Regions from separate parts of the Homo sapiens genome. Here region 2 is linked to region 1. A link is a loop called in an ENCODE intact Hi-C map of the cell type or tissue named here. Cell type or tissue: Calu3. All regions are shown on one strand. Each heading gives the region's core, and the rest is flanking DNA. Links, peaks and the distances in the headings are about the cores only. Region 1 has its middle 76 kb from the start of LINC01365. Region 2 has its middle 66 kb from the start of LINC02502.

Region 1 (16,736 bases), core at 5,362-13,361:
CATTCCATGCTCATGGGTGGGTAGAATCAATACTGTAAAAATGGTCTTACTGCTGAAAGCAATCTATAAATGCAATGCAATTTCTGTCAAAATAACATCATAATTCCTCACAGAACTGGAAAAAACAATTCTAAATTTCATATGGAACCAAAAATAGCCTGCATAGCCAAAGCAAAACTAAGCAAAAATAACAAATCAGGTAGCATCACATTACCTGACTTCAGATTATACTACAAGGCTATAGTCACCAAAACAGCATGGTACTGCTATGAAAATCGGCACGTAGACCAATGGAACAGAATAGAGAACCCAGAAATAAAGCCAAATGCTTACAGCCAACTGATCTTTGACAAAGCAAACAAAAACATAAAGTGGGGAAAGGACTCTATTCAACAAATGGTGCTGGGGTGATTGGCAAGCCACATGTAGAAGAATGAAACTGGATCCTCATCTCTCACCCTATACAAAAATCAACTCAAGATGGATCAGAGACTTAAATCTAAGACCTGAAATGATAAATATTCTAGAAGATAGCATTGGAAAATCCCTTCTAGACATTGGCTTAGGCAAAGACTTCATGACCAAGAACACAAAAGCAAATGCAACAAAAACAAAGATAAATGGATGCGACTTAACTAAAAAACCTCTGCACAGCAAAAGAATTAATCAGCAGAGTAAACAGACAACCCACAGAGTGGGAGAAAATCTTCACAAAGTATGTATCTGACAAAGGACTAATATCCAGAATCTACAAGGAACTCAAATAAATCAGCAAGAAAAAAAACAAATAATCCCATTAAAGTGAGCTAAGGACATGAATAGACAATTCTCAAAAGAAGATATACAAATGGTCAACAAGCATATGACAAAAATGCTCAACATCACTAATTATCAGGGAAATGCAAATCAAACCACAATGCAATACTACCTTACTCCTGCAAGAATGGCCATAATTAAAAAAAATAAAAAAAAATAGATCTTGGCTTGGATGTGGTGAAAAGGGAACACTTTTATACTGCTTGTGGGAATGCAACTAGTACAACCACTATGGAAAACAGTATGGAGATTCCTTAAAGAACTAAAAGTAGATCTATCATTTGATCCAGCAATCCCATTACTGAGTATCTACCCAGAGGAAAATAAGTCATTATATGAAAAAGATACTTGGACACACATGCTTATAACAGCACAATTTGCAATTGCAAAAATATGGAACCAGCTGAAATGCCTATCAATCAATGAGTGGATAAAGATATCTATCTATCTAGCTACACACACATACCATGGAATATTACTCAGCCATAAAAAGAAATGAAATAATGGCATTTGCAGCAACCTGCATGGAGTGGAGACCATTATTCTAAGTGAAGTAACTCAGGAATGGAAAACTAAACATCGTGTGTTCTCACTTACAAGTGGGAGCTATGCTATGAGGACACAAAGACATAAGAATGATACAATAGATTTTGGGGACTCGTGGGGAAGGGTGGGAGGGGGTGAGGGATAAAAGACTACACATTGGGTACAGTGTACACTGCTCAGGTGATGGGTTCACAAAAATCTCAGAAATCACCACTAAAGAACTTATCCATTTACCAAACACCACCTGTTCCCCTAAAACCTATTGAAACAAAAAACAGATTGAAAAAGAGAATATTTTGTCTGGATATTACCTTGTTTAATTATGATATAAAGTAGTTAGCTTAAGGACAAGCCTAAAGAAATATGAAAAAATGAAAAGACACTCAGTCTTTGATAATGTTTTTAAAGCATTGAAATAAGCAAGCCTGGAGTCACTTAATCTGAACATTTCTTCTGTGAAAGAATAAATGCCATCATGATCCAGCTTGTTAAGCCAAAATTTTCTGTTTCTTGTGGCTGAAATCTTTCTAACTGCCACAGCTTGTGGAAATACTTCATTAGTGAATCATTTACAGTTAAAGGATTTGTCAGGGCTGAGTGCCATGGCTCACACCTGTAATCCCAGGACTTTGGGAGGCCAAGACAGGAAGATCGGTTGAGCCTGGGAGTTCAACATTAGCCTGGGCAACATGGCAAAACTCCATCACTACAAAAATAAAAAAATTAGCCAGACCTGGTGTTGCACATCTACAGTCCCACCTACTTGGGAGGCTGAGGTGAGAGGATCAATTAAGCCTGTGAGGTCGAGGCTGCAGTGAGCTGTGATTGTGCCACTGCACTCCAGCCTGGGTGACAAAGTAAGACTCTGTCTCAAAACAAATTAATTAATTAATTAAATTAAATATATAACCATTTTTGTACATGCACATTAATAAAGTTCCCTTCATTCCTACAATCTCTTTTATATACATGTATATGTATATTATACACTATCTCTGAGAGAATGAGCTAAGGGAGATATGTAGATAGATAGATAGGTATGCATATATATGTTTTGTTTGGCCTGTGAACTATAAAAGGTTATTACATTTTTAAATGGTTAAATAAATAAAAGTAATTTTGTGACATGTAAAAATTATATGAAATTCAAATTTCAGTGACCATAAATAGTTTTACTGAGATGGAACCATGCCCAATTATTTACGTATTGTCTGTGGCCACTTTCCAGTTTCCAAGGCCCAGTTGAATAGGTGCAACAGAGACATATTGCCACAAAGGGTGAAATATTTACTATCTGGCCATTTACAAAAAAAGTTTGCTGATCTTTGGCCTAAACCAATGCTTCTCAGTGTTTACTGTGCATGTGAATTACTTGGGGATCTTGTGAAAAGGCAGACTCTGATTCAGGAGCTGTGAGTGGGGCCTGAGTGTCTGCATTTCTACTGAGCTCCCAGATGATGCAGATGCTGCTGGTCTGAGGACTGCACTTTAAGTAGCATGGGTTTAGAGTAGGGTCAGCAAACTTTTCCTTTGAAGAGCCAAGTAATGAGTATGTATTTTAGGATCTGTGGGCTATGTAGTCCTTTTTACTACTCAAATCTTCAAGGTGAAAGACCTGCCACTGCACTCCAGCCTGGGTGACAGAGCGACACCCTGTCACGAAAAAAAGAAAAAAAGATTTGTCAGACTAAGTAGGTAGGCCTTTACTTCAGGCTTGTATCCTAAGAATAAATTATCCTAGAAAGAATAGAGAAAACTGGATGATGACAGAAAGATAAAATAAACTCATTTTCATTTTTACTCAAGTAAAAAAAAAAAAAGAAAAAATATATGTACAGAAAGAGAGAGAGGGAGATGGCAGTAACCTAGACCAGGAGTCAGAACCTATTCTAGCAAATCCATTTAGAATAAAAATTTTAAAAATACATATTGTGTACATATACACATATACACATACAATATAAGATTGTGTATATATATACATGCACACATTTTTTCATATCTATATATATACACACATAATATATAGGAAACATATATATATGTTTCCCATAAGATTATATATAAGATTATATATAAGACACATATATACACACAATATATAAGAAACATATATAGGAACATATATATATGTTTTCTGTAAGATTATATATGATTCCTATAAGATTATATATATTTCCTATAAGATTATATATATAGGAACATGTATATATATTTCCTATAAGATTGTGTATATATATTTTATATAAAGTGCACTTCTGAAAAATCTTGGGCACTTTCATGTTTCTCAAATTGGTTAACCCAAATTATTAATGCTGTGTTAATTCAATAAAGTGCTTTCATCTACCCATCGTTAGTGACAGGTCTTCATTTTGTGTCTCTAAAGTTAGCTTTGATAAAGTTTGAACATAAAGGTTTCTATGAGCTACACATTTTTTCTAATACTGATCTATTAATAAGCTCTGTATATCAAAAGTTTTGCCTATCAATTAAAGAGACTTGAACCCTGCCAGCATATTTAGAAACAGTTAATATGGTTGGTTTGAATTTGGGGCCAAAAGAGTTCTTAATTGCGGTTAGATTCCCATTCCTTCAGAACCAGGTATGTGTATAAACAGATAGGTTTGCTGACCAACATACATGTATATGAGATTGTAGGGAAGAAGGGAAATTTCCCCTTTGCTCTCTGAAGGTCCACTGAAAAGTCAGCTCACAAAAGGCATATTAATTGGAGAAAAAGCATACAAATTTATTAACGTGTACACGAGGAGAATCACAGAGTGATTACACAATATCCCAATGGGGTACAGGTGCTTATATACCCTACTTCTCAGGGGAAAGGAAGATGGGAACTGTGGATGATTTAGAGGGATAATAAATGGTTTTGAGGGGAAGTCAATGGGCTTGAAGAACATACAATGCTGGCACAAAGTCTGCTGGGCCCACAGCACAAACAAACGTATGTAACAAAAGCCTGTCCAGGTTTTTGACAGACTTCAGTCTTTTTTTTCTGTGGCATGAGTTTAGTTAATGAAAACTCAAGGAAGGAAACAGAGATAATTATTTTCTTCTTTGGCAGGTCCAAATTTTAAGCAGATAAGGAACTTCAGAGAACAACTTCATCCTGTGCTTTGGGAGACACAGAGGATCGAGAGCCAGGAGGGGTGAGGGGAAATAGGTCAGAGAGACCTTGAGGTTTCCTCTTCAATTCATCATGTCAAAGCAAGTCAAAGCACCATATTGTAGGGTATCTGTTTCTGAGCCCCAAAAAGATATACATAATATGTACATTATATACATATGCATAATATATCTATCCTCCTAGTAGTCTCTCTGTACTGTATTTATTCTGCCAATGAAAAATATGTAGTACACCATCACATCATTTGACAGAACCTTTGTTACAAGTTAGAAATTATACAGGAGGAACAGCAACATATTCTAGGATAAATCAGATAAGTAATTAGTAACTGATCTAAAGTCACATGTACTAGAAAATATAAACTAGGCCAGGTGCAGTCTTTCATGCCTGTAATGCCAGCACTTTAGGTGGCCGAGGCAGGAAATCGCTTGAGCTGCAGGAGTTCGAAGCCAGCCTGGAGAACACAGCAAGACGTTGTATCTACAAACAATAAAAACTTAAAAATTAGCCAGGTTTGGTAGCATGCACCTGTTGTCCTAGCTACTCAGAAGGCTGAGTCAGGAGTATTGCTTAGCCCAGGACTTTAAGGCTGCCGTGAACTATGATCACGCCATGGCTCTTCAGCCTGGGTGACAGACAGAGGCCATGTCTCTTAAAAAAAAGAAAGAAAGAAAGAAAGAAAATAAAAGAGAAAAGAAAATATAAACTAGGTGTTTAGAGTCTTGGGGAGAGTGAAAAGGGAGGCAAAGTATTGGCTAAACAATGATGTGACAGTAAGTAATGAGGCAGTATCCTAGACTAGATCTCTGCAAACTATGGCTTATGGGCCAAATCCAGCCTGCTGCCTGTTTTTGTGTGGCAGGTCAGCTAAGAAATGATTGAAATCATTACATTTTTAAATGATTGAAAAAAATAAAAACTAATAACATTTTGTGATGTGAAAATTACATGAGATTCAAATTTGCGTGACCATAAATAGTTTTATTGAGATAGAACCATACCCATTTATTTATATATTGTCTGTGGCAACTTTCCAGCTTCCAAGGCCAAGTTGAATAGCTGCAACAGAGACATATTTTCAAAAAGGTTAAAATATTTACTATCTGTCCCTGTATAGGAAAAGTTTGCTGACTCCTGGCCTTGACAGCCTAGACTAATGCTTCTCGATGTTTACTTGCATGTGAATTACATGGGGATCTTGTGAAAAGGCAGATTCTGATTCAGAAGCTGTGGGTGGGGCCTGAGTGTCTGCATTTCTACTGAGCTCCCAGCTGATGCAGATACTGCTGGTCTGAGGACTGCACTTTCAGTAGCAAGGGCTTAGAGAGGGGTCAGCAAACTTTTCCTTTAAGGGGCCAAGTAAGAAGTACATATTTTAGGATCTGTGGGCTATGTGGTCTTTTTTACTACTCAAATCTTCAGGGGAAAGGCAGCCATAGGCAACATATAAAAGAACAGGAGTGGCTGTTCCTATAAAAGTTTATTTGCAGAAGCAGGTGTTGGGCTGGATTTGTCCCATGGGCTGTAGTTCACCGGTTGCTAGGCTAGAGAATTAGTAAGTGATTTCTATTAAGAAATAAGCATTGTCCTTCCTTCAACGTGCTTCCTGGTTCCATTAACCCCCAATAATAATGGTGATGAGTTTCAGAGAACAGTAACTTATCCAAAACTGCCACAGAAAATCAGTGGTGAACCTGGCATAAAACATAGCCATGATTAGTGGATGACCGTCTGGAGAACATGTACACTGGGATTGTGACTATTCTAGTTTCCTTCATTGTGGGGCCTGGCACTTGCAGACCTAAACAATAAAAGGTGAGACATCTATTTAGGGCCAAAATTAAGTGTAGGTGTCAGGAAACTGGATGTTTGGCTCAGGGAGGGCAGAATTCTCTATTTAATAATAAAGTTTACGCCTTCACTGCATGTTCTTGAAGTTAAGGCTCAGACAAATCTCAGAAAGCAAATGTTTCATAGTCTTGAATTTCTCATGCTCTAAAAATGAAATTGCTCTACTTTATAATAATGTGTTATTTTAGGCACCAAGTAGTGTGGCATTCTGCCTTCCCAGTGTACTTTGGAATTTTTAATTATACAATGAATGTCCTTTTAACCACAATGACTAAAATTACATTTCTCTTTCCAAATTCTTCTAGAATTATTTCCCTCTGTCTAAGCTACAGTTACTGAAATAGGGAATAGACCTTAATTCTGGCCTAGAATATAAGATTTGTTTTATCTTTCTTTATGCTGTCATTTCTGTGTAAATTAATGTGTCGATAAGGCATGAATCAGCATAACTACATGTAATAGATTAATAGAACACTAAGAACATATATGTTATAAATAAAAATGCTTAGGAAAAATTTATCTACAGCCTCAGACACAATATCCTTAGATTACAGATAACATATAGATATGAATAATTGTGTCATTTTTATGAATCATGTGTTGAGAAACTTAACGTCACTGCTTTGATGATAACAATAATTTCCATCTTACAAGCAATTAGTGTAGATTCCTGAGCAAGGAAGAATATAATGAGCGTTCTAATTCCTAAGAATCTATCATCTCAATTTTAGATGGAGCAGGAAGTTGAAATATGACATTAAATAAATATGAACTCACACAGAATCAACGACTCTTAGAGCCAGAATTTTTGATGGTCTAATTTAGCAATTTCATGCAACGCTTCTATGTTTCCACGTAAGTCCATATTGAATAAGTTAAATTGTTAAAGCCATTTTCTTCTTCAACACAAATATATTGGCATTTTTTCCCTGAATGTAGGGATATGTATTAGTTTCTCAGAGCTGTCATTAACAAACTGGCTGGCTTAAAATAACATAAAGTTATTGTCTTACAGTTCTGGAGGCTAGAAGTCTGAAATCAAGGTGTTCGCAGGGCTATGCTCCCTCTGGAAGCTCTAGGGAAGAATCCTTCCTTACATTTTCCTAGCTTCTGGTGACAGCTAGCAATCCTAGGTGTCCCTGTGTTTGTAGAAGCATCACTCTAATCTCTGCCTCCATCTTCATATGCATTTTCTCTGTGTCTCTGTTTTCACATAGCTCTCTTCTGAAAAGTACATCAGTCGTATTGAATTAGGGGCCTACCCTACTCCAGTATGACCTCATCTTAACTAATAACATCTTCAACAACCCTATTTCCAAGTAAGGTCACATTCTAAGGTACTGGGTATTAGGACTTCAGCATGTCTTTTTTTGGGTGGACACAATTCAACCTGTAACAGAATATAAGGATGCAAAGACGTTATTGTTTCCCATGCAGCCCTTAGAGTACAGAGGAGAAAGCGAATGTGTAGATTTTTGAAGATACAGTTTATAATAATTTAATACATACAAAATGCTGTTAGAGTATTGTGGTGGTGGCAACTATTTTTTTCTAAGTGAAATGGTAAAGGAAAAATTTTAAAGGCAGTTGCCATTTGAACAAGGTTTTGAGAGACAAACAGGAATTCATCCTAGAGAAAAAAATTGCCAGATGTGGGGACATATTAGGAAAACAGTTTTGGGTAAAGGCATGAAAATAAGAATGAATAAAGTGTTTATTTCCTGTGATTAACACTAGCAACCTATTGAGTATTAGTATGTGTCATTTAACATTCACAACAACTCTTTTGATCCCGATTTTGCAGATGGGAAAACTGAAATTTAGAGAAGCCAAGTACTTTGTCTCTAGCTTATGCATCTGAAGGTAGTCCTATTGGGTAACAAGACAGTCTGATTGCACAGCTTGTGTTATTAGCCACTGAGATAAACATTACAGTTTAAAACATTTGGAAGTATATATGGGATGGCTACAGATAAAGCTGAAGAAGTAGACTGAAGATTAATTGTAAAGAAATTGGTTTATCAAATCAGGAGTTTGAACATTGAGGATTATAAGCAACTGAACAATGTCCAAAGCTTTAAGGAAAGGTGTCAAATGACCACACTCATGCAGAGTAAAGGGTGGATTGGGGGAGAGGGAGATTGGAGGCCCAGGAGCTAAAAAGGAGGCTACTGTCTCCAGCTATGTTAGAAATAATGAAGATAGGAAATTAGACCATGATAGTGAGATGGAGAAAAATGATAGAATCAAAAGATATTTTTCCATTAATATCAATCAGACATGTTCATGCCCAAGTCAGTATATTTTCTTGTAATCACCTGACAGGTTCTTCCCGCCTGCTGCACAGATAGAACCAATTCACTGAGACAGTGCTATTGCAGTAGAGAAAGAGTTTAATAATTGCATGGCTAGCCAATCGGAAGGACATGGAGTTTGTTACTCAAATCAGCATCCCCCACAATTTGGAGGCTGGGGATTTTTTTAGGATAGTTTGGCAGAGAGGGCTAGGGAATGGGGAATGTTGATTGCTTGGGATGGGGATAAAATCATAGGAGGTCAAAGCTGTCTTTTTGCACTGAGTCAGTTCCTAGGTGGGGTCACAAGACCAGTTGAGCCAGTTTCTTGGCATGGGTTACTAGTCTGGGTGGTACTAGCTGGTCCATCAGAATGCAGGGGCTGAAAAATACCTCAAAACACCAATCTTAGGTTTTACAATAGTGATATTATCTTACAGGGGCAATTGGGGTGGATACAAGTCTTGTGACCTCTGGCTACATGACTCCTTGTGGTTAGTTTTACAAAGGTGGCAGTGGAGGGTGTTTAGTTTCAGGAAGGGGCTGTGATCATCTTTGTTTTAAAGTTGAACTATAAATTAAATTCCTCCCATAGTTAGCTTGGTCTATTTCCAGGAATGAACAAGGGCAGCTTGGAGGTTAGAGGCAAAATGAAGTCAGTTAGGTCAGATTTCTTTCAGTGTCATAATTTTTGTAAAGGTGATTTCACTCTGTTGCATTGCCATTCCTCTCCTTTGACTCAAGTGCCAAAAGTAGAACTTGTCCCAACCCAAGTGATTACAATAACAATTTCAATCCACCACCCTAATCTTAGAAAGAGTCTGGTAAGTCCATGCTGGGGGTATTTAAATAATTATGTGTAGAAGACATTAAAATATGGTTTAAAGTGCTAAAGACTAAACTAACATACTTTAAAACAAACTATACAAAATTAGTAAAGAATATTTTGTCAAAACGCTTTGATACAATCTCATTTATCTTTACTAAGGTGTCAACACCTTTGGGTTAAATTCACCCCAGGGTTACTGTCATTATAGCCAAAGGTCTACATCTCGGCTTATTCCATAAAGCCTGGTTATTTTTTTTAAACTCTTGATTATTTCTTAATAATAGTTTTAAGTTTCTTACCAAGTTAATGCAACAACGTTTTGCACCCATTTGAAAGCAAGGCATCAACCAAAGTTTCCCAGTTGCTTTTGTATGGGACAGAGGAAGTCAGCTCTATGTCTCCTTGTGACTTTTGGCCCTCATCTAAATTAACTGGGACGTTTAACTGAAAATCTGCCCAAACAGTTATGAATATCCAGCAGGATATTTTTGGAATTTCATGAGAAAATATCAATTACCAGAGGAAAATTTATTAACACAAGCTGTACTTCCCTTAAGTGAATTTCTTTTATCTTGAAGAATTACTTCATGCAGGTATCTGGTGTCACCACAGACCATGCATTGTAACTTGCTTATCTTTAGGGATGTTTGGCCTGTCTGTGTGTACTTGGCAGCTTTCCCTACGCATTGGCCAGGGCCATGTCATACAACTGCCATTAGTCAGGCAAAAGCAAACATAAACAATGTTTGTGAATCATTTTTCCACTTTTAGCCAGTTATTTAAAAGCACAACATCATAAACTTGGGAAAAATGAGAGATAAGCTGACATATTTAATGCATTCTATAGCACACTAAAAGATTCCACTAGATCGTAAAAAGAATCCTAAAAATTCTGTTTAATTAGTTATACATTGCGTGATGGACATGGAGGTTACCTGAAAATGGTATAGGGGCCAAGGGAAAACTTTCCCTTCACCTTGTAAAAGTTTGTTGAAAAATAACTAACAAAAAGCAGATTAATAAGAGAAAGGTCATAGAAATTTATTAGTGTGCACAGGGGAGAGTCACAGAGTAATTACTCCAACCCTTCAAGGGGGCATGGAAGCTCATATACCATCTTGAGGTTACTGAAAGAATGAGGGCTCAGAGCATGACCCCAAAAAAGGTTATGGTGCTAAATCAGGTTTTAGGAGGGCAGGAGAAGAAGACCTGGCTAGGAAAAGTGGTTTTGTTATGTAGAAGAACCTCACACGTAGCAGCCTTCAGGGAGTATAGATGGCAAATATTTCCTTTAGGCCTGTAAAAGTATCAGACTGTCAGTGAATCTTTCCTGGATCTGCACAAAGGAGGACCTTGGAGAAAGCCTGGTTGCATCAGTGCAGATTTTCTCTCCAAATGCAAATCTCCCTGACAGAAGACATCTTCATCGATTCGTGTATTTCTAGCTCTTCTTAACAGCCATCTTTAAATATTTCAAATAAATATATTTTGGGGTGAAATATTTTGATTTCCTTCAATGGCAAATATTTTTTCCTAATGTTTTCCCAGGTACCTGAACACAAAATAAAACAAATCCTAAATCATGTGGGAATAATGTTATGTCTTCTTGTGATTGACTTTCAGCTTGATATTTTGCATCATTGCTAGATAAAAGAATGCTTGGAATGTTAATATGGAATGTTGAGCACTAAATTAGAATTCAGTGTTGTAAGATTTGAAACAAACATAGCAATTAAGAGGTTTTAAATTCTTGTATTTCATCACTTCTGAGAGACCATTTCTTTATAGAGTGTTCTACAAAACAGCAGCCCAAATGACAGGGAGATGGAGAAGGAAAATGGAAAAATAGGAAAAATTATCCTTCTTCTTTTGGTTCAAAGGCATGTTTGAAAAAAATGTTAGGGGTAAATAGTGATAAAAAAATGCTGACAGTGTGAACTTACCAGTGTTGACTAAACAGTACAAACACATCAGTATCGTGATTTTAACTTACGGCTAAAATATGAAAAACAATAGGAGGAAAAAAACCCGACCTATTCTCAGTACCCATGTGACAGTAGGTAGGTAGGCAGACATGAACAGGGCACAAGAGGCTCCCCACAACCAGAAATGTCAAGTGACCATCAGGTGATGGTCAAGCAGTGGTTAAACTGTCTCTTTAAAATAATTGGTTGCAGCCAGCACCAGAAAAAGGCAGTCTCCCTATAGATAGAAAACAGCTGAAACAGATGACCAGCAGCTTCCTGGTAAGATCTCAGGAGCTGGGCGAGTCGGCTCAACCCTGCGTATTAAAAGGCAAAATGGTGGAGTTTAATTGGTATATGACCTCCCTCTAGGAACACCCAACTGGTAAGGGAAAAACACCTCAAATAAGCACGTGCACAACTTCAGTAAACACACTGTGCATGCGGCCCCTCCCAAGTGCTGGCAGGCCAGTACATGTGCAGAATGCTAATGTCTAAAACCCTAAGTCAAAGGTCAAATCAGACATTCAAATCTCTCAAGTGGCCCACTTGGCCCTCTTCCATGTGTACTTTATTTCCTTTTATTCCTGCTCTAAACTTTTTAGGAAACTTTCACTCATGTTCTGAAACATGCCTTGGTCTCTCCCTCTGCCTTTTGCCCTTAGGTCAAATCCTTTCTTCTGAAGAGGCAAGAATTGAGGTTGCTGCAGACCTGTAGGTCTTCACCACTGCTAACACCCAGACTGTCACTGTCAATGTGAAGAAAGTCTCTGCATCACATACTATATTAATGGACATAGTGTGACTCAGGTCTATGGGAGCGTCTAACACTAACATACCTGCATCAGAAGGTAAGACCAACTGTGAGGGGCCTCTTCATCTGCTTCCATAATATTCTGGGAACTTAAAAGGAAACCAACCTGGAATCAAGTGGTGAAGTGGGATCTGTGATGGTTTTTTTCATAGTGAAGAACCCAAACACACCCAGAGAATGATCATATAGTTACATGGTCCATATAGATATGTAGTCTACCCAGAGTTTCCTAGCAGTTTAAAAATGGATCTGGGGATAACAGTGTGATCTGAGAGACCAAAATAAATGCCCCTTTATTAACTAAGATGGACTCAAAGGTTAAGGAAACAAAATTACCTTTGGGTTGAGGGTTCAGGAATTGGCTGGCATGGCTACTTCCTAAATTCCTACAGCTATAAGAAAAACCACACTCTTGCTACACTCTCTAATAACAGGATCTATCAAGCAAATTGTCAGAACCCTCCTAACTTTGATTTACAACCCAGACCACTGCAACTCTGGTTGAACAGAGGACTAGCCTTATAGACACTCCTTCCTGATAAGCTAGGCCAGTTTCAGCCAGTTCATAGAGACTGCATACAAGCTGTCTTTGTATCCATGTTCTGACACAAAGAGCCAAATTCCCCCTCATTTTAATGCTAAAACCCCACCCCAAAGTGAACATGAGGTTGTTGTTATATATGTCTACCCATTGCACATGCTCTTGGCTTCCCTCTTAAATATGTATAGCCTTTCTCCCAAACCTGCTGGATATATATAATACAGGCCCTGTGAGACATTAAACTCAACCTTTCCTTCCCCTCTTTGAAGAGAGAGCACCTTCAATTCACTTTGGAGACTGTCTCTTCCCAGTTTGCAAGCTGATATCACCAGTAAAACTTTTCTTTCTAGTATTTAGCCATCCTTGTGGTCCTTTGCATAAGAGAGAGCGAGAAGGATGTAGAGAGCTCTAAGTTTTTAGACCCCGAGAAAGGGATGGAAAGGGTTAGTTCTGCTTGGTCTACTTAGAGATTCATTTGATTAAGCTTTCATCTGGGCTAGGCTGCTTCATATCTGGATACTCTGAGGTTATACAAAATACAGGGCTTCAAACTATTCAGAATCAAAGGTATATGGATAGGGAACCCTTGCATTTCAGTCCGCCTCTGGGTAAATCCAGTTCATTGCAGGAGAATTCAGCAGTGGTACTTGACACTTGGTCACTCCCTCACAGAGGATAAAAAGTGGTGGATACAGCCTGATCACACCAACTAGCTTATAGGCTGTCTTAATACATTCTTTAGTGATTACACATGCTCAAATTCATGAACATCATTGGTTTACAGAAAGCAGCAATGTTTCTAGTATCTTGTATGTTCTAAGAAAAAGCCATTTGCCATTGGAAGGGCCAAAGTAAAACTTCTTCTTCACTCTCTGAAGGTTCACTGAAAAATCAGCTCACAAAAGGCAGATTAATTGGAGAAAAGGCATACAAATCTATTAACATGTATGAGAGACAATCATAGCGTGATTACCCAACATCCCAATGAGGTACAGATACTACTTTGTAGAGGAAAGGGTGATGGAGAAGTGCAGATGATTTTAGCGGGGTAGTAAATGATTTTTAGGGGAATTCAATGGACTTGAAGAGCATACAATGAACTGGGACAAAGTCTACTGGGCCCACAGAGCGGGCAGTGGTTTGTGACAAAATCGTCCAGGTTTGTTGACAGACTTCAGTCTTATTTTCTGTGATGAGCTCAGTTAATAAAATCTCCAGGAAGGGACCAGAGGTAATTATTTTTTATTTGTCAGGTCCAGACTTTAGGCAAATAAGAAACTTCAGAGAACAGATTTATCCTGTGCTTTGGGAGACCCAGAAGATTGAGAGATAGGAGGAGTGGGGAAGAGTAGGTCAGAGAGACCTTGAGCCTCTTCTTCAGTTCAGCATGTCAGAGTGCCATATTTCGGGGTGTTGGTTTCTTTTTTCTTTCTTTTTTTTTTGAGACAGAGTCTCAGTCGGGAGTGCAGTGGCGCGATCTCGGCTCACTGCAACCTCTGCCTCCTGGGTTCAAGCGGTTCTCCTGTCTCAGCCTCCCGAGTAGCTGGGATTACAAACACACACGGCCACGCCCGGCTAATTTTTGTATTTTTAGTAGAGACGGGGTTTCCCCATGTTGGCCAGGATGATCTCGGACTCCTGATCTCAGGTGATCCATCCGCCTTGACCTCCCAAAGTGCTGGGATGACAGGCGTGAGGCACGGCGCCTGGTCCTGGGATATTGGTTTCTAAACCCCAACACCATTTATAACTTTTCAGAGTTAAAGTCAATAGAGTAGAATTTTAGCAAATTGAAGAAAGATAATAGGGTCATAATGTCTACAATCTTACAATGATGCTTGATTCATATTTTTATTAAAGAGCCAATTTAGAGAAAAATTGTAAATAATGGTGATGATGTGAATCAGAGAAGAGGCAAGAGTTCAGCAATATGGAGGCCTTTCACTGCCTATCCTAGAAAACGCTGTTCTTATGTGTTACGTGGAGTATAGATACCAGTGCTTGGGGGGCTGGAGTCTCATTCTGATGCCATAAATTTGATTCTGAGCTTAGATTATTTGTTTAAAGCAGTTATCTGAAGTGAGACAACACTTACAAATAGATAATAGGACTGCTGTTTAAAGTTTCTGAAAAACCACAGAGCAAGACAATGTATTGAAAAGAATAAACAGTGGGGATTTGGAATGATCTTTCTGAATCAATAACAAGTGACAGAAAAGAAAAGAATTACTGATTTTCTAGCTATTTGGAATGACACAACACTTTCTGGGATTCACATTTCATATCAGAGTTGTTTAACCAGCAAAATGCTGAAGTGATTAAATATGAAACCACACAGCTGAGGCTGGAGAAAACTGTTTGTTCAGAAATGCTTCTGGAATGAGACTGCAGCTTTAGTTATTTTTGTTTGGTTGGTCAGTGATGAAATGTGCTATACTCAGCCTGCTAAAGTTATCCACAGAGGAAGGTTTACTTTGGTGGTTTTAAGGTATCTCCTTTCAGAATTTTGATGTGGCAGCACATCCCTTAACAGCTCATTTCCTGAGGGATACTAAACAAGAGGCAAACCTAGGAAAAAAGACAAGTTTAAGATCTCTCACCTCACTGTGAACTCTTTCCATGTTTAAACATAGAAGACACTCTCATAATCTGGCTTCAACTGAACACTGCCACAAAGGCCCTAACTATTTATTACGCAGTGACCCAGGGCCTATTTTTCAACGGAAAAATAAGAGAAGATATCTTTACTAGCTTTGTGCCTTGCCCAAACATGAAACTGAAGCCAAAATGAGTGAAAAGACTTTGTTTTACCTATAACAATTTAGTTAAGAGAAAATTTTTATAGGTTTATGTGCAGAGTCAACATCTTTTGGTTATCCACTGGAAATTTATAACTATACTAATTTATATCACTTTATTAAATATCCATAAAAATCAGGCTGTTAGTTATTGAAAAATAAGGAGCTCACAGTTTGAAAGATGATAGGCATGTGGTATTTTTAATTATATCTAAACTTATAAGTCAGGGGAAATGGTAGATACAGTTTCTAGTGTAAAGCTTAGGTTGGGATTGAAAAGGTAGCATGATTGGTCAGGGCACACCTTGGGGTTTAACATTTTGTGGTGTCTGTTGGGTGCCTTGGACACTGGAGATCTTGGAACTGTATCCTGGAATTGCATATGGAATACAGTCATCACATATGCTTATAGAGTTAGCACTTCATGGCATGCCATGGATATGCTATTGTCATCTGATGTTTTCGTCTTACTTCAATGGTATAATGCAAAATGGTTAATAATGTAAGTTTTTTTCAAATATAAAATTACTTATAAGACACACATATTCTTAAGAAGCCATATTACTAAACCAAGCAAGCTAAATCCTCAAAACAGGAGACGAACAGCAGAAAGGGATTGCAGCTACATGGAGAGACTCACCAATGTGTCTGAATAAAGTGAATATATATTTTTGAAAGACATCATTTCCAACGGTAAAATGAATGGAATTATTTCCTGCTAAGACTAATCTGCTATAATTTGATTGGTCCATATTCTTTAAATGTAATAGCACCAGTTCCTGAAATTCTTAAGTTATTAAAGATACAATATTTTAAAGGTTCTTTTGATCACAGTTAAATTACAGATGATTTTTATTTTTCTTGGCATTTTATAAAAAAGTTAAAAAATAGCTCTTACCAGTGGTGTGCTGGTAAACGTTCACTACCCAGCTTTCAGGGCAGGGTTGGGGATGTCCTGATTCAAAGTATTTGATGATCAACCAGTATGCAATGCTCCCATAATGGCCAAGTTCAAACTACCAATGGGATATCAACCAGCTAGAAAACCTCCAGAAAGTTTAGCAATTGGCTCTCACAAAGCAGGATGCACAGCTCCAGCACACTGACTAAGACTATTTTTGTCTTAGCCGAATATAAGAGC
Region 2 (16,736 bases), core at 3,731-11,730, 140 kb after region 1:
ATCACAATTGTAAATGCAGTAAAACCTACAATAAGACTGTACTTGCTTCGGGTACTCCTTATATGTCTGATGAAAGCACTAACTTTATTGTGCATGCATCTTAAAAAGGAAAAGCTATCAAGGTTGAAGGGCATCATACTCAAATTACTTGTATTTCATAGTTTAATAATTGATAGATAATCCAGAGAACCACTTCCATACCATTTTTAAAGCCAGCAAAATTATATAAAACCTTAGAAGAACTACTATGGTTTTCTTTTATGGAATTCTTATTAAAACAATCCACCTGATTATCATCTATGCACTTAGGCAAAATAAAAGCTTACTGGCATTATGTGTGACACAGTTCTGAGCTCTCAATTTTTCCAATTGTTGTGCCAAAACTATTTTAAAATGGTACCTGAGCCTAGCATTGCTTAATATTTTCCTTGGATCTTACTTGGTAAAAGATAAGTTTATGTTTTCAAGGCTGCCCTGTAATTTTTGTTTTCAATTGAGTTTAATATGAATGTTTAAAACTTGCATGATGACCAATTGTAACAAGAATACTATGTTAAAACCTGAGAATTTTTGGCTTTAAAAATGAAACTAAAATAAATAAAGTGCAGAGATTGACTTTATATTACTTAAATAGCTTTTTTTAATTTTTAGAAATTAGACTTGAGATTCATCAATTCATGTTGAAAAAATTGGAATTATTTAATTTTTTCAGAGATAATATTTAAAACTTCTTTTTTTTCAAATTAGAAGGCTATTGTAACTGAAGAGTATGATGCAATCCAATTTTGTAACTTTCTGGTTTTTTTCTTTATTAGACCCAATCTGTGCTGTTTGAATAAATAACTTCCTAAAGAATTATTTTACTGAAAGTGAGGTCTGAAAATGTATAACAAGTTACCTGATTGTCTTACTATTTTGAAACATAATTGGTTTGATTTATAAAACTCATTGATTTAATGGGTTTGCTGTTTCTCAGCATAGTCTGCCTTTTTTAAAAGATCAGTTTATTAAATTTCCCCCCAGAAACCGTAGATATAAGAGTGAGGTAAAAATAATGTTGATAATGAAAATAATATTTAGTTGAAAATAACTGAAGTGGGTGATAGCACAGGCTTCTTCCTTCTCTGGCATATCAGAAACAACGGTATGGTTGAGTAAGAGTAACAGGTAACATAAGTTATGACAACTTACTGTGTCAGAAACCATTTTATGAGCTTTGTATGTAATAAATCATCTTCACAAGGTACATAATATCAACATCACCTCCATTTCATAGATGAAGAAACTGAGGCGAGTCATTTGGCTGAAAAGATGTGAAACTGGGCTGAGTATCCAGATAGTGTGGCTCTGGAGTCCACAAGCTTAACCATCTCTCCAAATTGCTGCTATAAAGGATAATTATCCAGAAAAAATGTGAAAGAAATTATACAAAGGAAAGATTTCTTTCAAAAAAAAAAAAAAAACGATGAATAATGATAATGAAATAAAACATAGCAATCATAATGGAGCAAGAATCAAACCAAATGATGCAAGCCCAATGTGGCTCTAGTTTACTAAGTCACCAAGCAGTACTATTGTGATATGTTAATCTTTATTTGACTCATAAACAATAATAACTAAAATAAAGTCATTAATAACTATAATAAAGCAAATGTCTCTCATTAAAATCAAGAAGAGACAGAGAGTGTGCCTTTCATACTTACTAGTTTTTCATTTTAATTATTTGTTCTACTAACAGTGTTGTAATGGTAGAGGCAGGATGGAAGTGGAAAGAATTGGAGAATCATTTAATATTGAAATGGATTTTAGACATCCAAATACAGATGTCAGGTAAGCTGTTGGATTAATGTAACTCAAACTCAGAGGAAAAGTCTGGGCTGGAAATATAAATTTGGGGATCATTATAATGGTATTTAAACTCATGAAATTAGTTGATATTATCCAGAAAGAGGGTGAAAAAAAGAGAAAGAAGTCTCATAGTAGGGTAAGAGGAGAAGTCAGTAAAGGAGACTAAGAAATAGCAGCCACGGAACAGTGGGGAATGCATGAGTGTAGGGACACAGCAAGGAAAGTGAGCATGGTCAAATATGCTTAAGGCTGCTGACAGTTAGATTATGTGAAGTCTGTCCACTGGGCTGAGCAGCATGGAAGTCACCAGTGAATTTAGAGAGTAGTTTCATTGGAGTGTGGAGATAGAAGCTAAGTTCATGTGGGTGGAAAAATTGTGGTGAAGTGAGGTTAGAGAGATCATGAGTAGGCTAATTCTACCACACTTCCTATAGTTATTCTCATTAGAAAAGCCCAACTTTAATCACTGCCCTCCTCATCCCTATGAAACCGTCTCCATGGAAACACATGACACTATCATATTTTCTCTATATTTCTTTAACTCTCATTTGTTCATCTAGTTCATCTTTTCCTTCAAAATCCCTATTTGGAGAACTCATTTTCTATGGCCATAAGCATCGCCTACTTTTTCAACCACTTCTTCAAATGTTGTCTCTACCGTCTCACCTTACCTTTGCCTTGTCTGAAGACAGTGCTTTCCCAGCAGCCCTCTTGCTGAAGTTGTTTATTGTGTCTCCAATGCGTAGGGGCCTAGAGTGGGATCATTATTCATGTTCACTATTGCCATTTCCAGGCAATACTCCTGCTCTTTTAATGGTTATGCTACCTGGCCGTATTACACATTTCTCTTCTTACTGCCACATTTACTGATTTCCTTATCACTCATATAAATTCGCTAACATTTCAGAATGTGTGAATGGTTTCTTTTAATTTTTTTCAAAAATCTTCTCAAATAGATAATAGTTATCCAAAAATCAAAGTTAAAAATATTTTTGTCTACTTTTCTTAGAAGGTAAGAAATTTAGCAGTCCTCTCATCATCCTTCTCCCTCCCCACCCCGTGCCCAATTTTGACTAACAGGGTCTACAAAGCCCATCACAGTGGCCTTTGGCACCTGTGATCAGGTTCATTCTGTGCTACTCTTTTCCTTATTTTTGTATCCTTAGGCTGTTCTTTCTACCCGCAACAGTCTTCCTAATCTAGTTTCATCCTACTTTTTTAATCTAGGACTTACTACTCAGATCTCTGTTCAAATGTCCTTTCCTAAGGGAAGCCTCCTTTGACTCCCCAGACTAGGTCAGGTGCCCATCAGTTGGTCTCAGTGCCAAAGGTTATGATGATTTTGAGTGAGCTTCAGACTATCATACAGATGGGCTCCAGCCCAGTCCTAGGTAGAAGGAACATGAAGAAGGCAAGAGTAAGAGCAAGAGCTAAAAGATTGATTTGGTCTTCTCTATTTGAGATTGAAAGCATAACATGCATTTCTTTTTCTTTTCTTTTTTTTTTTTTTTTTTGAGATGGAGTCTCGCTCTGTCGCCCAGGCTGGAGTGTAGTGGTGCAATCTTGGCTCACTGACAGCTCCACCTCCCGGGTTCATGGCCATTCTCCTGCCTCAGCCTCCCGAGTAGCTGGGACTACAGGCGCCCGCCACCATGCCCAGCTAATTTTTTGTATTTTTAGTAGAGACGGGGTTTCACCGTGTTAGCCAGGATGGTCTCAATCTCCTGACCTCGTGATCCGCCCGCCTCGGCCTCCCAAAGTACTGGGATTACAGGCGTGAGCCACTGCACCCGGCTCATGCATTTCTTTTTAAAAGAGGTATTGAATATAAACTATAAATAGTAAAAGGTATTATATATATAATTCATCAATAAAATACCTTTTAAGAATCTAACACTTAGATGATTATTCATTCGGTTATTTAAACCTTCAGGTTAAGGACCTCCTTCATAAAAACATGGTTGGATAGGGTTTAGGTTATCTTTAAGTAGCAAAACTGTAGGAGTTTTACATGTAAGCTCTTCTGTCTTTGATGACCCCAAGACTCTTGTGTTTTTCTCCTAGAAATATTATTTGGGGCCAGAATACAACTCAAAGCAATGTTGTTTCAGCTATATCAGAGAGTAAAGATTTTGATTATGAAATTATCTGCTTCTTTAACTGTCTCAGGATGTTATCTCTGAAAAGCAAGTTAACATATTTTCTACATAGAAGACACCAAAAATAGACATGTATGGGAGAATAATGTGACTGCTAAAAAAACTGGGGGAGCTAATCTAGTGCTTCAGAAAATAGAGAGAAACTGTATTGTAACTTTTTGGTTATAAAAATTTTCCACATGCTTATTTTCATTTCTAAATTACAAAGTATTTTGACAAAGAGAGATTTTCTCTGAATTTGTAATCTACTTTGGCTTCATGAAACATCAATTTATTTCTAAATATACCTTTAACCCTAAGAACATTTAAACCCCAGTCTCTTTAGGGCAATAATTTTCCATTTGAAGTGGCTCTATTAAGTTTTGATTCATTGAATTTGATTAAAAAGATCAAGTGCCCAAGAAATTGTAGAATCTATAATTTTAGACAATCTTTTAATATTAAAATACTTTCCTTTCATATATTCATAAACTCATGATTCAATAACTTGCCATAATTTCTAAATATTTTATATATTATTCACCCATCATCTCAAATCTGTTAAGTAGTTCCTTAGTAAAGATAGGTGATATGTTGGGTAATGACTAGGTTTATTATTTAGCGTTACAAAACTTGAAAATGAATCTACCTTTAGGGTTATTTTCTGCCTATGAATAGGTGCCAATGGCGACAATAAACCTCTGGATACCAGAATGATTAATTAGTGAGATGGTCTCTGGAGGCCCTCCCTATCAGTCCTCAGCCCTGACTTCTGATAAAGTCCTCTAAACTAAAACCTTTCTCTGCTTTGCAAATGTAAAATTCTTTTTATTTTAGAAATTGGTCATGTATTTCAAGAGTTTGATTTAATGTATCTGGTTGTCTATTTAACTTTTTCTGCTGAATATTAGATAGGTCAAGACAGAGACTCAATTGTTTGGCTGGATTTCCTCAAACTGATGATGTCACCGTTAACACAACAGCAATAACAATAGATAGAAAATATGTGAGTTAGGTAAACTGTAAATTCCTTGATTGCAGATAGAAAATGACTATGAAGGGCCGGGTGCAGTGGCTCAGGCCTGTAATCCCAGCACTTTGGGAGGCCGAGGCAGGCGGATCACGAGGCCAGGAGATCGAGACCATCCTGGCTAACATGGTGAAACCCAGTCTCTACTAAAAATACAAAAAATTAGCCGGGCGCCTGTAGTCCCAGCTACTAGGGAGGCTGAGGCAGGAGAATGGTGTGAACCCGGGAGGTGGAGCTTGCAGTGAGCCGAGATCGCGCCGACAGAGGGAGACTCTGTCTCAAAAAAAAAGAAAAAAAAAAAAAAAGAAAAAGAAAAAGAAATGATTATGAAGGTAGATTATTTTTGAAGTTTGTTAATAATAGTCAAGTTCTTGAAAAACTTGCAATCACCTATTGCCAGAAAATAGCATTGACTCTGTTGAAACTATTAAATACACACTTCATAGATCTTTATTTTTTAACATACGTTTTATATATTTTCTGCCTTTTTTTGTAACTGTTTAAAGTAGAATATACACTGTTTTATTTTTTAACACTGAATAGGAAGTATTTTTCTTTTTCCATCTATTCAAATGAGATAACTTAACCACCGGGCAGTACACATTTGGAGGCAGAAAAAATGATCTCTGTCTAAATTTTCTTATGTGAGTATGAAGAGAAAATTTGCAGGTCGGAGAAGTCTAGGTATTATGTATTAGTTTATAAAATTTAGTCAAGTCATTAAATTTATCTGTGCTTCATGTACCTCATGTATAAAATGAGAAACTTGGACTGAATTATAAACTCTTCCAGTGCTGGAATTCAGTTACTATTTAATTTCCATGAGTCATTTTGAGATTAGAAATTGAATTAGAACAATAAATCTTAACAATCATGAAAGAATTATTAAGCACTTAATTTATGCATGCCATTTAATGTTTTTCCATAAAATTTAAAGGATTATCTACCTTGAACTAAAGTATATTCAAAAGGAAAAGTCAAATAGACAACCATGTAATATGTAATTCATGTTTTTCAAAAAATGGTTAGTTTGGATCTGACCACTTTGAAATAGCTGAAATATTTTACCACTATTAATTTAATCTCTCAAATGATAAGCACCTCAAGTTACTTTTTAAAAGGTAAAAGGTTAGACAGAAATAGATATTTTTATACTTCTATTTAGGTCAACCTGCTTATTCTTGAAATAAAGTTAAGTTTTTTTAATGACAACCATTAAGTTTTTACTGGTATTGTTCTATATGACAGGGAACAAATCTTATTTAGAATTGTGTATTCCTCAGAGGACTAACCAGTTTTGTAGTGTGACTGTGTATTTCAGAGTCCCTTCTGATTTTTATCAGTTAAAAGGAATGTGAAGACATAATACTAAAAATTATTGTTGTATTATAAACTATGAGTACATTTCTTGTAGGTGTGTGGCCCTGAAAATACATGTGTAGATCAATTTTTCTCAAATTGAATCACATTTTAAATATTCTATGAAAAAACTGCTACCTAAGTAAGCTTATGATTAAGTTGTTAGGAGAAGAAAATATATACTGAGCTAACTTTTTTTTTTTTTTTTGTAGACAGTCTCACTCTGTCACCCAGGCTGGAGTGCAGTGGCACAATCTTGGCTCACTGCAACCTCCACCTCCCAGGTTCAAGCGATTCTCCTGCCTCAGCCTCACGAGTAGCTGGGACTGCAGGTGCAAGCCACCAGGCCTGGCTAATTTTTGTATTTCTTTTTAATAGAGACAGGGTTTTGTCATGTTGGCCAGGCTGGTCACAAACTCCTGAGCTAATTTAATATGCAATTAGATTATAATTTTTTTTCTAGTAATATCTAAAACATGAAAGGAGATCATCTTAAAATTAAAAACTCAACTAACTTCACAATTACATATGTATTTTCTCTGTTGTCTTCTTGGCTTTGAGAAAATTTAATTCTATACAAAACATATCTCAATCGCATTCTCATCTACTCTCACCTTTTTCCTCCCTCTGTGGCTACTCCGGCTTTCTCCCTGTTGCTCTAATACCTCAACATCTTTCTTATTTCAGATGCTTCATCCATCTTCATTCTTTTCTCTTTCTAGTCTTATGAAGCCTGTTTTGACCATTTTATCAGTCACGTCACTTTGTTTGTTTATTCAATAATCTGTATGGGAATTTGTATCTAATCTTTTTTTTTAATTTACATGTGGCAAGCTTCTTCTCTGAACACCTGTCATTTTTATTTGAAAGAAGTCATTGAAAGTAAACAAGACCAGCAAGCCTTCACAATAACAGCAGGAAGTTCCCATAAGTCGGCTAGTTTTGCCCTAGTGATACTTTTCTATCTATTTCACAATACTTGATCCCTTGCCTCCAAAGGCCCCTGGATGGAATATCCTCCTTTCCACTAATTCTTGAACTGGCCAATTCCTCTTCTGAAAGACTAAGCTAAGGCCTAATTTCTCCTTCTACCTCCAAGCAGGCTGAGGTCTCCCTGTGCTATGATCCAACCTTATTCATTTCTCTCATATTTCACTTACCACATGGAGCTTAATTGCTGTAATAGACTTGTCAGCTTTCTGAGAACACTTACTTATTTTAACAGGGATATGACTAGTTTCTTATTAACTTTGATAACCATCAACTATCCCAGTGGCTACTACACAACAGCTGCTTAATTACGTATGTTGAATACCTGAATAAAAACAGGACTATGGAAAAATGCCTGCCTCTGAGTGGTCTCTGAATGTTTAATTTTCCCCTAGATTACTTCCCAGTAGTAAAAAAAGACAGACTGAGCACTTCATGACAAACCCTGGACCCTTAGCTTGACCTGTCTTAGTTCTTCCAAGTAAGCACAAGTAAGGTGGGATATTTCTTTCTTTTTTTTTTCTGCTTATGTTTCATCAATCCATTTTGAATTCCTGAGTAGTTTGGAGAAAATAACTTGAAATGAGTTATAAAGTCTTCCATATATTTTTATATTTTTTATTACATTTCAACCTAATATACTTTTCTTTTCTTCATGGAACTGAAATAGTGATGCAATTACAAAGCAGAGAAGGAAGTAAAGCAATACTTATTTTGACCACCTACTATGCTCTTGACTGTGAGCTAGGCACTCTGGGTCCATTATCTCATTCAATTCTCCTGATAGCCCTAAGAGGGAGGTATACTTAATACCAATTCAAGGTTTAAAACAAAACAAAAACAGAAACAAAAACCTGAAGCACAGCTATATTATTAGTATGAGGGCTGACTGACTTTTTAAAGGACTGTGGCCAATTGTAGTCATATGTTTTGCAGCTATGGAACTCCTTTAGACCAATGCTATGATTCTTTACTATTGCCTGCTTGGAATTACCATAAAATGAGATTTTTCACAAAGTCATTTTTATTTTGAGTTTTAGCGATTTATGAGAATGGAATTTACTAAAATTTAAATGATGCAGAAACTAAGAGATTGAAGGAAAAATAGAAATGGATAGAAATGGAGAAAAAGAAAGAAAACATAATTTATTTTATAGGGAATAACTAGTAGGTCATGCAGCACAATGCCTGATATTTATGTAGTTTTAGATTTATACTTTTGGAGGGTGAGTGGTATATACACACATATACAAATGAAATATTTCAGGGGAGAATTAGTGGCCTATCTATATATCTATCACTGAAAATTTTCAGCCATGTGATAAAGGATCTCAATAAACAATCGTTCTGGGTTGTGGGATTGAAACTCTCAAAGAGGGGGTGAGATCACTCAGTGGCTATTACCATGGGTAAATCTTTTACCTCACCTGCCATCAGTCTCCTCATTTGTAAATAGGTGGTTTCAATAGATGCCCTCTGAGGACTTTTTCTACAAAAATATGTTGTGATTTTTTTAAAGATTTTAGTTTTGACTACCTTTTGATACAGTTATTAATTAACAGAGACATGACTAATTTGTTGGAAAAGTCAGGAGAAGAATCTAAGCAATGTAATACTCAACAAACTGGAAAAATCCGTCCCTTAATAAACAATAAACTATCTGACTTTTTATGAAGTCATTTCCATTCCTTTGATACTTACATATATTTTAAGGGTCCTTTTGTTTCTGTATTTCTGAGCTCATTTCAATTATGTTAAATTTTAGAGATTTTCCCATGGAAGTGTTGCAAACTCTTTTAATAAGTTTGATATATGAAAAACTGCATTCAAAACTAGAATTATTAAAATTAATTTTAAACCTCTGTAGATATATTTCTAAGCAGATGGGAGAATATTTAGGCTATTAAACCTAATCCATAAATCACCATCTAGGGTAATGAGACTTTAATGTTGTCTTCAATTTTTCCATTAATTTGAAGTGTCCAGAGCTTTCAGATAAGTTATTTTGGTTTAATCATTATGGAGCAAATAGGACTCTGTTGCTATGGAAAACTAATTTCTTAAATATGTGTTTTCCTTTCTGTATTGAAATCTCTAATTCATTTTCCATACTCCCATAATCTTATGTAACAAAGTAGATAAGTATTCCAATTTTATATTTTATTAAAATTATTGATATACAAAAGTATCAGAGATTATGTAAGAATAAAACGAAAAAGAAATAAAAGTTTAGCTTTCTTTACGATATCATAATATTGTAGCTACCAAGAACCAAAGTCTATCATTAATTCATAAACTTCTGAATCATTTATATGTCATGATCCAGAAATGATGACCTGATTTATATAACTTGATGGAAAAATTAGAAATTTCATCTTTAAATATGAGTGTCAAGGTTTCCAGAAGTTGTGTGTCTTTGAATATTTAGTACCACATGATGCTCCAAGAAGATAAATTTGAGAAATGCTTTCTTCGAGATACAGCATTTATATATGCATTACATATATTACATGTAAATCTTGCAGTGAAGAAATCTGTTTAATCAAGCTTAACAAAATATTTTACTAATGATCCTGGAACAACTATTTTCATATTTAAGATGTTAGTCTATTTTGGAAACTGTTTCACAGAACTCATTCAGAGAAATATTGCAATATGTCAATAATACAAGCTTTTATCATGATGTAATTTCTAACCTACTTCTATAAGGATCTGTCAATTATTATTATTAAAGAATTGAACATATCTTTAAAAGATGAATAGTCTTAACTAGATTTATATTTGCCAATCACATATTATGATTGTTTTTTTAAAATTAAGCCTGAAGATTGAACATAATTTTTTGGAGGGTAATTTGAGAATGGATGAATTAGGTAACCTGAAAATACTCCTACACAAAGTAAAACACACACACAAAAGGAAAATACAATGAACATATTTTGAGAGTGTACCTGAAATTGCAACAAAGTAAAGGAAATTCTCATGGGTCTCAGGTGAATGGGCATGTGGAACAGTTTTGTGGGGTGGAGACTGGGCAGGTGAAACCCTAGCAGGAAATCTGTCACCCAATCTTGCTGGAGCCCTGGAAAAACAGGGCTAAGAGAGAAGTAGGGGGAAGTTTGTGTTTTAATGGTTATGCTGACACAAGGTCTGTTTATGTTGGAGAGATTGAATCCTAACACTTCATTTCGGACTCTTGGAAGTCTACACCTCAGTGAAATGGTGCTGAGAAAAATCTGCACACTGGACCAATGAGATGATGGGAGGAAGCTTGTTGGAATATGCATAGGCTCTATATAGAAATAGTCACATGCTCTGAGAATTACTTGCATTAGTCAGCCCTCACACAAGTTTGGATTTTGAGTACTAACTACCTGTGAGGTCTAAGAAACCCCAAGCCAAGAAATTAACATAGAAAGTGGTCCCCACTTCACACCTACTAAGGTGACTATAATCAGTAAAATAGAAAATAACAATTGTTGGTGAGAATGTGGACAAATTGGAAGCCTGCATTCTGGTGGGAATGTGAAATGCATGTGAAATGGTGCAGCTCCTGTGGAAAACAGCGTGGCAGGTCCTCAAAATCTTCCGTATGACCCAGCAATTGCACTGCTAAGGGTATATCCAAAAGAATTGAAAGCAAGGACTCAAACAGATATTTGTATACTACAATTTGCATTTACAACAGCCAAAAGGTGGAAACAACCTGTGTCCATCAAGAGATGCATGGATAAACAAAATATGATATATACATACAATGGAATAAAGCCATTATCCTCAGGAAACTAGCACACGAACAGAAAACCAAACACTGCATGTTTTCACTTATAAATGGGAGCTGAACAATGAGAACACATGGACACAGGGAGGGGAACAACACACACTGGAGCCTGTTGGGGATGTGGGAGAAGGAAGAGCATCAGGATAAATAGCTAATGCATGTGGGCCTTAATACCTAGGTGATGGGTTGGTAGGTGCAGCAAACCACTATGGTTACCTAAGTAACAAACCTGTGTGTCCTGCACATATATCCTGGAACTTCAAATCAAATCAAATTAAATTAAATTTAAAAAAATTCAGCCACGAAAGGAATGGAATTTTGATAGATGCTACAACATGGATGAACCTTGAAAATATTAAGTTGAGTGAAATAAACCAACAGAAGGACAAATATTATATAATTCCACTCATGTGAGATATCTAGAATAGTCAAATTTATAGAAATGGATTTAGAAATGGAAAGCAGAATAGAGGTTAGCAAGTGTTAGGAGGAAGGGGGAATTAGAGTTATTGTTTAATGAGTACAGGGTTTATGTTGGGGATGATAACAAATTTGAGGCACAGGTAATGTTGATGTTTATATAACACTGAAAATGTCTCTAATACCACTGAATTGAATAACTACAAGTGGTTAAAATGAAAAATATTTTGTTACATATATTTTACCACAATAAAAAAAGAAGTGGTCTCAGACCAGTGGTAACTCCAAATCACTTGAAGGGAGCTTCCATAAAATGTCTTTGGAGTGACTGGCTCTCTTATTCCAGGCTGTTCAACTATTAGTTCCCAATGAAGACAAATCCACAATCGAAATCACAGCACATAAGAAAACAGTTACTCCATGAGGTAGAGTCAGCAGATAATAAAATATCAAGATTATATTACCAAGAATTTCAGCCAACCCAACTAATTTACTACAACAAAGAAATTAGACGACAATGGAATATACCTTCAAAATACTGACAGAATATATCACCTGCCATTCTACCTCAGTTAAATCACCAAACAAGTGCCAAGATAAAATGGGGTCATTGAAATCAATGCATTATAAGGCCTTAAATTATTAAAAAGAAGGAGATAAATACACTGACTCAACATTCTAAAATTAGTCCATTTTAAAGCTTAAAAAATTTAAAGTTTTAAAGGCTTTAAAGTTTTAAGGCTGTAGTTCTCAAATTTTTTATTCTGGACACTTAAAAAATTTTTAAGGTTAGTAAGAACTTCAAGTAGATTTTATTTATGGGCTTCACATCTATCAACATTTACCATATTAAAAACTAAAAGAAAAGAATTTAAAATACTTGTTAATTTATTTAAACAACAGTAATAAACTTACCATATGTTAATGTAAATGGTAATTTCTGTGAAAATAACTATTTCCCAAAACAAAAATGTATTGTGAAAGGAAAATATCTTCTGCCCCCAAAATTACTAAGCTGGGAAAATTCAAGCTGAGAATCAAACTGTGTCCCGACCACCTTGGGCACATGATGTCAGGAATTCCTGAGGCTGTGTCACAGATGTGCATCTTCAATCTTGGCAAAATAAACTTTCTAAATTAATCTGAGACCAGTCTTATATTTTCTGGGTCTACGGTATTAAGAAACGTAACATTGTTTTGTATTTTTATAAATCTCTATAATGTCTGGCTTTACGGTTTGGCTGGATTTGCATATCTGCTTCTGCATTCAGTTTCTTATGATACATTACCCATTCTCTGGAAAATTCCACTGTGTACATGAAAGAATGAAAGTAGGTAAATAATGTCTTACTTTATTATTTAAAAAGAATTTTGACTTCACATACCCCCACCACTATCAAAAGGTCTTGGGGATCTTCAGGGGCTCCAGACCACAATTTGAAAATCACATTTTGAGACTTAGATTATACAACTGGATTTTAAAAAATACAATTTTATTCTCTCACCACTGCTGTTCAACATAGTACTAGTCATTCTGGCCAGAGCAATCATGTAAGAGAAAGAAATAAAAGGTATCCAAACAGGAAGAGAGGAAGTCAAACTATCTTTGTTTGTAGATAACATGATTCTGCACCTAGAAAACCTCATAGTCTCTACCCCAAAGCTCCCTGATCTGATAAACAACTTCAGCAAAGTTACAGATACAAAATCAATGTACAAAAATCAGTAGCATTCCTTTACACCAACAACATCCAAGCTGACAGTCAGATCCAGAATGCAATCCCATTCACAACTGCCACAAAAAGAATAAAATACCTAGGAATACATCTAACCAGAGAGGTGAAATATCTCTACAATGAGAATTACAAAACACTGCTCAAAGAAATCAGAAAACACAAATAAAAAACATTCCATGCTCATGGATAGGAAGAGTCAACATCATTAAAATGGCTATACTGCCTAAAGTAATTTATAGATTCAATGTTAGTCCTACCAAACTACAGATGACATTCTTCATAGATCTAGAAAATACTATTTTATAATCATATGGAACCAAAAAAAGAGCACAAATAGCCAAGACAATCCTAAACAAAAAGAACAAAACTGGAGGCATCATGTCACCTGACCTCAAACTACACTACAGGGTTACAGTAACCAAAACAACATGGTACTTGATATGGTTTGGCTGTGTTCCCACCCAAATATCATCTTGAATTCCAATGTGTTGTGGGAGGGACCCAGTGGGAGGTAATTGAATCAAGGGGGCAATTGAATCCCGTGCTGTTCTTATGATACTGAATAAGTCTCATGAGATCTGATGGCTTTATAAAGTGGAGTTTCCCTGCACAAGCTCTCTTTTTGCCTGCCACCATCCACATAAGATGTGACTTGCTCCTCTTTGCCTTCTGCCATGATTGTGAGGCCTCCCCAGTCATGTGGACTTGTGAGTTCTCCATTAAACCTCTTTCCTTTGTAATTTGCCCATTCTCGGGTATATATTTGTCAGCAGTGAGAAAACAGACTAATACAGTACTGGTACGAGAACAGACACATAGACCAGTGGAACAGAATAGAGAACCCAGAAACAAGACCTCACACCTACAATGTGCTGGAATAACTGGCTAGTCACATGCAGAAGATGGAAACTGGACCTCTCCCTTCCACCATATACAAAAATCAACTCAAGATGTATTAAAGACTTAAATGTAAACCCTAAAACTATAAAAACCCTAAAAGAAAACCTAGGCAATACCATTCTGGACATAGGAACTGGTAAAGGTTTCATGATAAAGATGCCAAAAGCAACTGCAACACAAACAAAAATTGACAAATGGGACCTAATCATAATAACGAGCTTCTGCACAATAAATGAAACTATAAACAGAGTAAATAGACAACCTACAGAATGGGAGAAAATTTTTGCAAACTATGCATCTGACAAAGGTCTAATATCCAGCATCAGTAAGGAACTTAAACAAATATACAAGAAACAAACAAACAACCCCATTAAAAAGTGGGCACAGGACATAAACAGACACTTTTCTAGAGATGTACATGCAGCCAACAAGCCTATGAAAAATGCTCAGCATCACTAATCATTAGAGAAATGCAAGTCAAAATCACAATGACTTTGACTACCTCACTATCTCACACCAGTCAGAGTGGTAATTATTAAAAAGCCAAAAAATAACAGATACTGGCAAGGTTGTGGAGAAAAGAGAATGTTTATGCACTGCTGGTGGGCGTGTAAATTAGTTCAGCCATTGTAGAAAGCCGTGTGGTGATTTTTCAAAGAACTTAGCATTACCATTCAACTCAGCAATCCCATTATTGAATATATACCCAAAGGGATATAATTCATTTTTACCATAAAGACATATGCAAATGTATGTTTATTGCAGCACTATTCACAATAGCAAAGACATGGAATCAACCCAAATACCCATCAATGGTAGACTGGTTAAAGAACATATGGTACATATACACCATGGAATACTACACAAACATTAAAAAGAATAAGATCACGACATTTGCAGTAACATGGATAAAGCTGGAGATCATTATCCTAAGCAAACTAATGCAGGAATAGAGAACTAAATACCACATGTTATCACTTACTATGTGGGAGCTAAACAAGAATACATGGACACAAAGAAGGGAAAAACAAACACCAGGGCCTGCTTGAGGGTGAAGTGTAGGAAGAGGGAGACAAAAAAAAAAATACCTATCAGGTACTGTAGTTATTACCTGGGTGACTAACTAATCTGTACACCAAACCCCATGACACGCTGTTTACCAATATTTACTCTGCCCATGTATCCCTAAACCTGAAATAAAAGTTAAAAAAATATAATTTTGTGCCATCTATAAGAAAAATATTGAAAACATAAGAACAAGTTGGAAGTACATGGACAATAAAAGATAGACCAAAAAATGTGTATGAATTTTAGCTAGTAGGCTTTAAGGAAAAATGTGTTATTGGAGGTCAACAGGATAACAATATTTTGATAATATTCTCTAGGAATCTCTAACAATCCTAAACTTATAGTGTTCCTAATAAAATAAACTCAAAATATAAAAAGACAAAATTTACAAATTCATAACCATGGTGGAATATGTTAACACACATCTCTAGGTAATCACTAGATTCTTATACAATTGAACAATATAAACAAGCTTGTTCTAATCGGTCTTGGAGTGCACTGACATTCTTACCAGCCAGATATTTCATAAATTGTACAAACTTAACCTCCATAAAGTTGAAGGTTAAAACTGCGGGCTCTGACAATCTTATGTTCCTACTGAGAGGCTTCTTAATAAAGATTGAGTTAATTTGGGGGAGGTAATTTAGGCACAGTAGGATTCTTAATTAAATCTTTAAAACTATTAGAACAATTCATTGCACTATTTGGGAAATATTGCGTGTCTGACTGCTGTGAAGATGCTGTACTTATTCACAATGCCATGTTTGCTCTTAATAAGGAAAAAGCAGGGAACTTCTCTGTGCTCAAGAACATGAAAGTGAAGAAATAAGATTGCCTCTTAGAGCTATGTTATTAAATTGATTTATATTGGACCAGAGACTAGGTATTCAATATGTTACCTTAAATGAATCAGATAATTATTTATTGGGCATTGTTTTAAATGTTTTTTTTTTTCATATACTCCTTAGTTCAAGGCTTAGCCATAATCTAATGGATTTTTTTTTGTTTTTTGAGACAGAGTCTTGCTTTGTTGCCCAGGTTGAAGTGCAGTGGCGTGATCTTGGCTCACTGCAACCTCCGCCTCCCGGGTTCAAGTGATTCTCCTGCCTCAGCCTCCCGAGTAGCTGGGACTACAGGTGCCTGCCACCATGCCGGGCTAATTTTTGTATTTTTAGTAGAGATGGAGTTTCAACATGTAGGCCAGGCTGGTCTCGAACTCCTGACCTCAGGTGATCCACCTGCCTCAGTCTCCCAAAGTGCCGGGATTACAGATGTGAGCCACAGTACCAGGCCGAAACTTTTAACACATTGAAGAAAATAATATCACATATGCCAGGTGCAGTGATTCACGCCTTACTTCCAGCACTTTGAGAGAGTGAAGCGGGCAGATTGCTTGATCTCAGGAGTTTGAGATCAGTCTGGGCAACAAGGTGAAACCCTGTCTCTACCAAAAAATACAAAAATTA

The links. Peaks named below come from ENCODE experiments on the same cell type or tissue, not always from the same donor. Only the 100,000 strongest peaks of a DNase experiment are listed, where the experiment ranks them.
Region 2: a loop joins it to region 1, with 4 times the contacts of the local background. A loop is called at or near these places in 3 of 110 quality-filtered maps.

Annotation. Positions count from the first base shown.
Region 1 is chr4:119,720,142-119,736,877 of GRCh38, forward strand. No RefSeq gene overlaps it. Among named protein-coding and RNA genes, the nearest start is that of LINC01365, 76 kb to the right of the region's middle. In Calu3, for the core only: no CTCF peak of the experiment used is centred there; DNase peaks (open chromatin) are centred at 8,980 and 10,140.
Region 2 is chr4:119,865,211-119,881,946 of GRCh38, forward strand. No RefSeq gene overlaps it. Among named protein-coding and RNA genes, the nearest start is that of LINC02502, 66 kb to the right of the region's middle. In Calu3, for the core only: no CTCF peak of the experiment used is centred there; no DNase peak of the experiment used is centred there.